2 separate regions of the Homo sapiens genome follow, and region 2 is linked to region 1. A link is a loop called in an ENCODE intact Hi-C map of the cell type or tissue named here. Cell type or tissue: endothelial cell of umbilical vein. All regions are shown on one strand. Links, peaks and the distances in the headings refer to the core of each region. The heading gives the core; the rest is flanking DNA. Region 1 overlaps STARD4-AS1 (STARD4 antisense RNA 1). Region 2 holds the start of LOC124901042 (a long non-coding RNA gene).

What was found. Hi-C counts contacts between places; a loop is a spot of excess contacts. Peaks named below come from ENCODE experiments on the same cell type or tissue, not always from the same donor. Only the 100,000 strongest peaks of a DNase experiment are listed, where the experiment ranks them.
Region 2: a loop joins it to region 1, with 6 times the contacts of the local background. A loop is called at or near these places in 3 of 110 quality-filtered maps.

What each region holds. Positions count from the first base shown.
Region 1 is chr5:111,696,090-111,701,472 of GRCh38, forward strand. The region is part of intron 2 of STARD4-AS1 (STARD4 antisense RNA 1); the gene reads left to right. Among named protein-coding and RNA genes, the nearest start is that of NREP, 58 kb to the right of the region's middle. In endothelial cell of umbilical vein, for the core only: a CTCF peak has its summit at 2,485; DNase peaks (open chromatin) are centred at 1,322, 2,102 and 2,422; H3K27ac peaks cover 707 bases.
Region 2 is chr5:111,529,333-111,534,715 of GRCh38, forward strand. The region is part of intron 1 of STARD4-AS1 (STARD4 antisense RNA 1); the gene reads left to right. It overlaps LOC124901042 (a long non-coding RNA gene), which reads left to right and starts at 3,977. Exons shown (of 2, transcript XR_007058899.1): 1 at 3,977-5,383. RefSeq lists enhancers at 712-1,911, 1,160-1,209. In endothelial cell of umbilical vein, for the core only: a CTCF peak has its summit at 2,542 (motif pointing right); DNase peaks (open chromatin) are centred at 1,129 and 2,549; H3K27ac peaks cover 2,092 bases.

The DNA of each region.
Region 1 (5,383 bases), core at 161-5,160:
CCCTAGGAGGAGCTCCTAGGAGATATCCTCTTTAGAAGGCAGTTTTTAATATTCTCTTTTTGCATTTTAATTGCCTCCTTTCATGCCCAGTACTACAACAATCCTTTGGTAAACATTGCTGCATAGTCTTAGCTGGTACTTCAAGGAATTAGCAATGCCCATATGAGAGAATCTAATGTCCATACCTAAGGAGGAAGCAAGTTATGAGATGGTAAAAGATGAATGACTGGGAGAAAAAAAATACCAGTCCAGAGCAAGAAAGCTGGCTGGGGGTTCCAGAGATGACCGAGTAGTTTAATGGAACATAAAAGCATTCCTAAGAGAATTCTCCAAAATTTACTTAAAGATAGTAGGAGGGTAGAGAAGAATCTTGTATGACCACATTTCCACATTGCACAGAATGGGACTATTATTATGTTTGTTTATTGTCATCATTGTTTGAATTAAAAGGAAAAATTACCCAGAAAGTGGGAGAGTTTGCCGGCATTAAAGCTGAATTAACTTGCTAGGGCTAACGTAACAAATACCACAGTCTGGGTGGCTTAAACAGCAGACACTTATTTTCTTACAGTTCTGGAGGCTGAGGAGTTCAAGATCAAGGTGCTGGCAGGCTTGGCTTCCCCTGAGGCCTCTCCCTTTGGCTTGCAGAGGGCCATCTTCTCTCTGTGTCCTCACACAGGGCCTTTCCTTTGTTCATGTGCATCCCTGGTGTCTCTTTCTCTTCATAAGAACTCCAGGCATATGAGATTAGGGCCCCTCCTGATGGCCTTATAACCACCTCTTTAAAAACCTTATCTTCAGATACAGCCACAGTACTGGGGACTAGGGCTTCAACATATGAACTTGGGGGAGGGTGGGGGGCACAATTCAGCCCGTAACAGGTGTTCATACAGATGTTAAAATGCATTCATATTTCAGCCCTAAAGTGTTGAAAAACACAACGACATGATGGACGTCGATGTCAGGGTAACAGCCTCTTTCCTCCTTACTCTGATACTCTCCCTAACCCTCTGCAAAGCGTGGCATCATCTTTAACTGACTGTCTTTCTAGAAACCCTAGGCTGTCTTCTAGATGCTATTTCTCTAGAAGATTTTAATAGAGAGACCTACATTAAAGGTCACAGGAGTGGGAGGATGGAAAGGACTGCAAGGGTAAAATCGGGAAAGGAAGGAAGCTCCTGCCTCTAGGCCCAGCATGTAGGAGCACAGTTAAGAGATGACAAGTTGTGCTGCAGGCAAATCTGCTTCCTACACTCACTTCCCAAATACCTCTGGAGGCATCCAATACTTCATTCAAACGCACTCAAGGCGAAGCGCTCAAACCGTCACTGAACATTTCTCTGGCAGGTTGCCAGTACTTCATTCTTCTTGTTAATGGTGACAGAGAAAATTACACAAAGCATCCAGGATGCTGATATGCCACTTGCTTCACAGTTTACTTCAAAGTCCCCTCAGAGTTTTCCGAATTTTACTTTCTGGAACAAAGAATATTATTGGCATAAGCATCAAGTATGCAGTTAATAGTGAGCAATTTCTGAATTTTTGAGTCAGAAGCAATCTGTCAGCAAGTAATAGCCAAAGGCCCTGTAGTAATAGGCTTAGTTGGCCCAGGCTTATTTCTCTAATTCACTGATTCTCTTGCATCAAAACAGCAAAAAACAAAGTTTAAAAAATGATGATTTTTCTACCAAGTTGTCTCCCGTGGCTTTTATTCTTATACTGTAACATGACCTGGCATTACCCTGGGCTCTCCTTTAGTCTCCTTGGTTGAGGATGACATCTAGGGAGACCTATTTAACTCATCAAATCATAAAAGCTAGACAGAACCACAAGAAATTGTTCTGTTAAATCTCCCTGGAAGGCTTCAATGAGGCACAACCATCAAAGTTTTTCAGGGAAGAAAGGCAGTGTTGTCTGTATATTTAGCCGTCAAAAAGGTTTTCCTGTGTCAAAGTCGCTCTCCTGCCAGTGTCTGAACTTGAATTAACTCTAAATCTTGCCAAATTCCCTGCCCCACATCCAGTCTCAGGAAGAAAGCCTGGTATTCGAATATTTTCCAACAAAATACACAAACTGAACTCTCAACATTGACCCTGGGTTGCCTGTGAAATCTTGATTTCCAATTTCTACAGCTAGAAGAGCCCTTAGCCCAGGGCTGCTTCAGAAATCCTTGCTTAATGGATGACTCATATGGTCAGTCCTTGAAATCTGAAGATTAATGTTGATCATAAACGTGAATTTTTGGGGAATACTCGGTAATTTTTTGAAGCCCAGTTTTTCTTATAATCTGTGAGAAACTTAGCTGCTTATTTAAAGCTATTTGCTTCTCAATTTACTGTGTCTCTGCATAGGTGATCAAACATACTTTGCTGTATTCTCCTCTTTCTGTGGTCTCCCTTTCTGCTTTCTTCCACTCAGTCTTCAGCAAAGAACCATGTTCTCAAGAACACCATCCATCCGACAGTGCCCCCTGCCTCCCATCTGGCAACTCAGCAGTGGTATTCATTAGTCCTGGCTCTGAACTCCTGGCTTGTGCTGTTGGACCAAATAGCCAGTAAGGTTTGCTCAGTGACTTGTTGTTTGCAAAGAAAGAAACTAAGGCATGTGATCACTTAGTGAGGAGTGGGTGAAGAGAAACTTGAGCTGTACAATGTTGCCTGTTATAAGCATCGTTGTCAGCCCAGAAACCCAGGGTTTCCAGGCCTAGAGTCACAGTGAAAATGCTTCAGGTGTCATCAGCACAGTTGAACTGCATATCCCACCCTTGCCAAACATGGTCCACCTCACACCCTTATTTCACAGGTGGGAAAACTGAGTCCCAGAGACACATGGTATTAATTTGCTTAAGTTTGCATGGTATATAGCTCATTGCTGGGAAGTTGTATGTAGAACTCAAGTCCCCTGACTTCCAGTTCAGTGTTCATTACAGTATACTGTATGGTCCTCAAGTACTTCTTCACCATTCTGTCCATCCCATTATGCCACCCTAGACTCAAAACCATGCAGGTCAGCTTTCTGCATGCCAAAATAACAGGTCTAAACACATGAGCTATGCATCCAAAAAGCCCGAGGGTACGCCTGTCTTTCTGTATCAGGAATTGTCCATGTTCTTTACCAGCCAGCCCCTGGAGCAGCTAAATGGCACTTGGTAGCTTTGCACATTCATTCTTCAGAGAACAAAGGAATACAGATGACACATGATGTTGCTGGCCTCCTCAAACTCCTTCAGTGTTTTCCCTACAAAGGTTCAAACACCATGGCCCCATATTAGAGATGCTCCTTAGCCTGCCCTAAACCTCCCTGCTTGCTTTCTCCACAGTTGTTCCTTAACTTGTTCTTTCTTGTTGCTGTGCATTTGTCTCCTTGCATACAGAGTGCCCCTCCCACTTCTTCACCCAATTATGCTTGAAACTCCAGGACCCACATTCTTTTTCCCAGGCATTGCTCAACAGTCACGCCCTTCACCCTCTCAAGAAAAATTTCTACTCTGTAGAGAAAAGTGGTTCTGAATAATTAACACACTTAGTGGCCACTAGAGATGGATTCACAGCATCAGTTTGGCCACAAGCCTTGTTCCCCACCAGTTCCTCCTTCTCTGTTTATCTAGTATGATGCCTGGCATATAGCAGCTTAGTGAGTGTTGGGTGAATGGGAATTAATGAATGAATAAATGTACTTTATATGCTCTGTATGTGTATGTATATGTTTGTGGGTGAGTATGTGTGTGTATATGTGTATGTTTGTTGGGGGATATATATGTGTATATGTGTATGTTTGTGTGTAGGTGACTATGTGTGTGTATTTAAAAGTATTTGAAGTTTGAAAGCCAATAAAGCTACACTTCTTTTTTGTTCCTCCTCAACAATGAAAATTAGGAGTTCAATGATTCAACAATGAAATTAGGAGTAGAACTTAAGTTTATGGTCGGCTTAAGTAAACCACAACCCTCTCCATCCCTTCCATCTTAGAAACATCAGCTTTCTGAGATTTCAGGCTTGCTATTTCACCCATAACTTGTAAATGGGTCCAGTGGCTCTGAGTCAGAGCCCCAGACTTCGGCTCCACTGCAAAGAAGGGCTTCATTGATTTGAAAGCCAAGCCAAAGAAATGTTTGCTTTCCTTGCAGTAGCTGACTGAATTGTGCTCCGGAGCGGTTGGGCTGCACACGTGGCCCTGTGAACTCTGCAGGGCCAGGGTGTAGCTCCATATGGCGTAGGTACTCATGATATGGCATCATGCCATCTGCAATGGCTTAGCACAATGCACCTATACATAGGAAGCTTAAAATATACTGGAGCCCTCAAATTTGCTTTTAGTGGTTGTATAAATTAGTACAATCTTTGTGGGGGTAGTTTGGTAAAAGGTTTGAAAACTTTAATTTTGCCTATTCTTTTTCCTTACAATTTTACTTCTGGAGGCTCTAGAGGAGAAACCATTTCCTTGCCTCGCTACTGCAATGCCTACACATGGTCACAAAGATAATTTATGCAATTATTTTCATTGCAGAATTGTCTATAATAATGAGTGAGTGGAAATTACTTAAAAGTCTCTCAATATGGTACTAGTTCATTAAATTGTGGTATAGTGAAAAAAACCCAGAATACTAAGCAGACATTCAAAACAAGCGAGAGATGCATAAACTGGCATGAAAAAATGTTCACAATATGTTGTTCAGTTAAAAAAAAAGTAAGTTGCATGCAGTATATCTAAAAGAACTGGACTTTTGAAATCAAAATCATGAGATACGTATAATGTGTTATATATATAAGCAGAGAGATTTGGAAAATAAAGAGGTTATCTCTTGGCTATGTGATTTGGGAATGGTTTCACCTTCTTAAAACATTTGAACTTATTTTCCCAGTTACCTTTTGCCTTTATAGTTGGAAAAAAAGGGAAAAACAAACTTACTTCTGAAAAATTTAGTAACAGATGCTATGTAAATTCTGAAAATAAGGGAGGTCAATCATAGGTATTTGGTAAGAAACCAAAACACAAGGCATTCTTCTTTCAGAGGAAATTTAAAACCAAGAAGGAGCAAGCACCCTTTTGTTAACCTTATTATAATCAACTGCTTTATATTTATTTTCATTTCCACAAAGTGACAGCAGTCACATAGAAATGTTTCTCAATGACATTAGAATGTCAAGACTCCACTGCGGTCTGTGTCTACTCTTTCCAGATGCTTCTGCAGTTTGACAATAAACTTAGGGAAATCTCCTAGAATTCCCAGGGTGAGGAGAAAAAAAAAAGGTCTTTCTGTTATTGAAATGAATACAGGAATACAGTAATATTAAACAAAAGGATATTTTGAAAGTTTGGATTTAATTAGCTTGTTTATGGTTTAAATCTCTTTTTAGATGGTTCTATTTCTGAATTTAGGAAG
Region 2 (5,383 bases), core at 273-5,272, 170 kb before region 1:
AATTAAAGTCTAAGTAAATAGAGATAAATGGCATGTGTTTGGATAAACATGACTAAAATATCAATTCTCCCTATTTGATCTACAGATATAATGAAATCCCAATTAAAATCTCAGCAGGCTCATCTGTAGATGTTGACAGCTAACTCTAAAATTCATGTGGAAATGCAAAGGGCATAGAATAGCCAAAACAACTTTTAAAAAGAAGAACTAAGTTATCTAACTTTTACTTCCTGTCTTCACATCTTGGTATAAAGTTACATTGATCAAAATTATGATATTCAATCAAGATAGACAAATAGGTCAATGAAATAGCCCAGCAATAGACCTATACTTACATAATTAACTGATTTTCAACAAAGACATAAAGGCAATTTAAAAATATGAGATCGTATAAATTATTTTGTATAGGATGCAGGTATTAAATTTTGCTATAAAAATGCACATGTCAACATATCGAGATTTTCCTGATATATTAAGAGAAGAGTATAGGGTCTTAAACAGTAGGTAAATTATTATTCTATTTTTTAACGGGATCTATATTTTTTCAAAAGGATGCATATATACACATACACATATACAATAAAAATAATAGTAAGAGCCTAGAATTTTTATAATTTTAGTTTTGCTTTTAGTGTTTTTGCTTCTATTTTGTTATTTATTTATAATAGACATGTACTATAATAAATGACAAAACCGAAACATTAAAATACTCTATAATTATTATATAAAATACAGTAAATATTGTTTTGGGGGAAAATTTATGTGTGTGGTATGAAGACTGAAAGATATATTCCAAATATTAACAAAGAGAGAGTTACAGATAGTCTTTTAGCTTTGTGTCTTCCTTGGTTTCCAAATATTTCACAGTGGGCACACTTGCTTTGAAAAATTATAAAGGCTATAAATATCATTTTTAAACTCTCAATAGTTCCATATAACCGTTGAGCTAAAGATCTAACTTCTTCATCTGACATGAAGATCGTACATGAACAACATGGCCCAATCTGACCTTCCTGCCTTTCCTCTGTCCCCACGCGAGTGCCCCCATTCTCCGCCTCATCACATCCTTCTGCTGACTCACCCACACTTCCTCTCCTCACTCCATTGCATTGCTGCCTCCACCCATCCTGCCGTCCGCTCGTACTTGGGCTGTGCTTCCCCCTCTGTGTCTGCCCACGTCACACCAACCTTTGAAGTCAAGTTCCTGCTGTCTGAAATTCTTCTGAGAAATGCCTTTATCAAGTTCCATCTCTAAATTCCTAGGGTTCTTCTGTCTCTCCCACGTGTTTGAAACCTAACCATATATGAGTTAAAGTATAAGCAAGTTTGAGATTGCAGGAGAGCCTATTTGATTCCACTGCCGTAATTGTACTTGATGTACATATTTACCCTATGCTAAAGAGGCTTAAGATTCTAGAACTGGATTGTTGGATCTTAAATCTTGGCTTTATAGAAAAGAACAAGATCATGTCTTTGCGGGAACATGGGTGGAGCTGGAGACCATTATCTTTAGCAAACTAATGCAGGAACAGAAAACCAAATACCACACGTTCTTACTTATAAGCTAAATGATACAAACCCATGGATACAAAAAGAAAGGAACAACAGACACTGGGGCCTACTTGAGGGTGAAGGTTGGGAGGAGGGAGAGGAACAGAAAAAATAACTATTGGATACCGGGCATAGTACCTGGCTGATGAAATAATCTGTACAACAAACCCCTGTGACCCGAGTTTACCTATGTAACAGACTTGCACATGTACCCCCGAACCTAAAATAAAAGTTAATCAAACAGGAAAAAAAAATCTTTTTCTTTTTTTTTTTTTTTTGAAAAGGAGTCTTGCTCTGTCGCCCAGGCTGGAGTGCAGTGGCGCGATCTTGGCTCACTGAAAGCTCCGCCTCCCGGGTTCACGCCATTCTCCTGCCTCAGCCTCCCGAGTAGCTGGGACTACAGGCGCCCACCACCACGCCCGGCTAATTTTTTATATTTTTAGTAGAGACGGGGTTTCACCGTGGTCTCGATCTCCTGACCTCGTGATCCGCCTGCCTCGGCCTCCTAAAGTACTGGGATTACAGGCGTGAGCCACCATGCCCGGCCGAAAAAGAATATCTTGATCTTACTAGTTAATAGCTGTTGGTCTTGGGACAAAGTGTTTCACTTCTGTCTTAGATTTCTCTTTTAAGAATTGAGCATAAGAGAATTTATATCATAGAGTTGTTGCAGAGATTAAATAAATACTACCAAAAAGCATTCAGAATATTACCTGGTACATACTAGGCACTCAAATGATGTTAGCTATGCTAATATACCTATTGTTATCATTATCATCATACCTTAAGAACCAAGACTCAGTCATGTGTACATTTGGAGAACCCAGAAGTTTAGAGGCTCTTTAGGAAGCATTCTGAAATTTGGCTTCCTCATGTTTCATCCCCTTAGTTAATCTAAGCTTCCATACGTTATCTCTCTTAAAGAAGTATTTAGATGGCAAATAAAGTATTTAAATAGCAAAATTAATTTAGAGCTAATGTTTTGAGTGAAAATTGAATTTCCAATTGCAAAGCCCAATTTCGGCCACTAGGTGGCTATAAAACACTAGCGCGCTCTCTCTCTCTCTCTCCCTCTCTCTCTCTCTCTCTCTCTCTCTCTCTCTCTCTCTCTCTCTCTCTTTCTATATATATATATATATATATATATATTTTTTTTTTTTTTTTTTTTTTTTTTTTTATGGAGATGGAGTCTTACTCTGTTGCCCAGGCTGGAGTGCAACGGTGCGAGGCTCACTGCAACCTCCGCCTCCCGGGTCCAAGCAGTTCTCCTGTCTCAGCCTTCCGAGTAGCTGGGATTACAGGCACGTGCCACCACACCTGGCAAATTTTTGTATTTTTGGTAGAAACAGGGTTTCACCATATTGGCCAGGCTGGTCTTGAACTCCTGACCTCAGGTGATCTGCCCACCTCGGCCATCTAAAGTGTTGGGATTACAGGCGTAAGCCATTGCGCCCGGCCAACACTAGCTATAATTTTTTAATCACCAAGAAATTTTTGTATTTTAAACAAACGTTCAGTATTGCTTAAGTCATATTTTCTCCTTCAGCAAATAGAAAGACAGGAGAGAAAGCGAACTAGGAGTCACAACTCTTCCTCTTAGAGCCCAAGGGGCTTGTCAGAAGAGGTAGGCAGTGTTTCTGAGGACCTCCATAGCCTGCCTGCACACCCAGACAACAAGAAACCTGGCAAAGGTAGTGTTGTGTAAGAGGTACTGCTTACCTGACATGTGCACTCTGGATACGGCGAATATTGGTCTTTCCACCCCAATGCTACCTAACAATAGATAACTCCAGCCTCCCTCTGGCTAACTGTTCTGTTGGTGGTGGACAGTGAATGCTATAGACTAACACAATTGGGACACAGGCTGAAGCAGGAAGATGAAGGCAGAAGAAAGGCTGGTTGCTGGGGAGGTTGTCAGAGACTCATCCAGCAGCCTGTGCAAGTTTAAGAGAAGGCCTAAGTGCCTATGGGGTCAGTGCTCTAATTTACGAATACAAAATATTTTTAGTCTCTGTATCTGCAGGTCCTAAACGTTTGGGTTTGAATTATAGGGTTGGTGACTGTATTTAAAGTTTTCTGATATATTCTCCTGGAGATGGCTGTCACCAGTCATTTCGTGCTCAGGAATAACTCTGTTTGCATGTGCAGGAAGAATGTCTCTGTAGCTCTTGCTGCTGCCTCTGCCTGGCACAGCTGTAGAGATGGAGAGAGAATCACATTCCATCTCCCTTTTGTTAGAGGAGAGAAGAGAAAGTAACTTCCAGATAGAGACCAAGTCTCCAACTGGTCTAAACGTGGACTCTATTCTTCTTCCTATAATACTACAAAGTGTTCTCTATAAATGAAACTTCTCAGAGGCTTTTTAAAAAATGTGGTAAACTATATAAAACATAAAATTCACCGTTTTAACTATTTTTAAGTGTACAACTTAGTGGTATTTAGTACAAAGTTGTGCAACCATCACCACTATCCATTTTCAGGACTTTTTCATCATCCCAAATAGAAACTCTGTGTGCTAGTTATTAAACAATAGTTCCCCATTCCTCCTTTCCTGAGGGAGGGTTATTTTTAAGCTGTTTTGGTGCCCATAAAGTCGGTGGCTATGTTCACACCTCTTTTTAAGCACTTTAACATTTCATTTATTTAAAGAATATTTACTAGGCAACTCTACTGAATGAAATATTAGGAATAGATTATCCAATAAATACCAATTCTTTTCGCAAAGGAGCTTGCAATGAATTGAGAAAGAGACATAAATAAATGATGTCAGTGCAGTGTGGTGAATGCTATGATAGAGAAAGGCAAAAAGAAAACTGGCAAGAGATCTAGCTTTTGTAGAACACAAACTGTCAGACTGCACCAAGTACTCACCCACTTTGTTTCTCTTCACAACAGTCCTGTGAAGTGGCTACCATTATCACATTTTACAGGTAAAAAATCTGAAACCTCAAATGATCATGCAAGTTGCCCATGGATACTCAGGGTATAGTTTAGAGAGGTCAAGCACTAAACAAATAAGGAGTTATGGGTTCTTAGCCAGGCATGGTGGCACATGCCTGAGGTGGGAGGATCTTTTGAGCACAGGACCTGGAAGCTACAGGGAGCTATGATCGTGCCACTGTACTCTAACCTGGGTGACAGAGCAAGATCTTGTCTCAGGAAAAAAGTTATGGATTCTAATCCATCTAATCCAGACTGTATAATTGACAAACTTCGTGCATTTAGGTTTTTTCCTACAGTTCTGTGGGCCTAATTTCCCTCTATAGAATGGCAGAGCTATACTACTACAAGACGCCTTAGGATTTTTTTCTTCAAGAAGATGGGAAGGAGTGAGTGGACATTGAAGAGTTCTCATCACAGATCTAAAGAAGAAACAAACTGAAGAAAATTCTGCACCTTTAGACTCAGTGTCAGGAGTACCCCAGAACAGAGATCCCATTATGCTGAGTGGAGTGGGGCTTTGGGATCACAGATATGAGACCTCTAAATAAATCTCAGGCATTAAGAACTGCTTTGGAGACAGGCTGGACTTGGTCTGATAAGTTAATATCTTCCACAAAATTTATGTTTTCTGCCTAAATTTTTCGTTATTCTTATTCCCTATTAAGACAGTTAACCAGCTCTACTTTCTAACCCCAGGGAAGGACTGTAGCAGGGTGATTTGTACTCAGAGCTACTTGCCTCACAGACTGTATGCAGGGAACAGAGGGAAATGCAGTACAACAAGAGTGAGAATGTAGATCTTAAATAAGAGTCTTCCAGACTGGGAGGGAGAGAGTAGAAGGCAATGGATGGGATTCTCAGAAGCAGGATCTGAATCCTGGTACTGCCA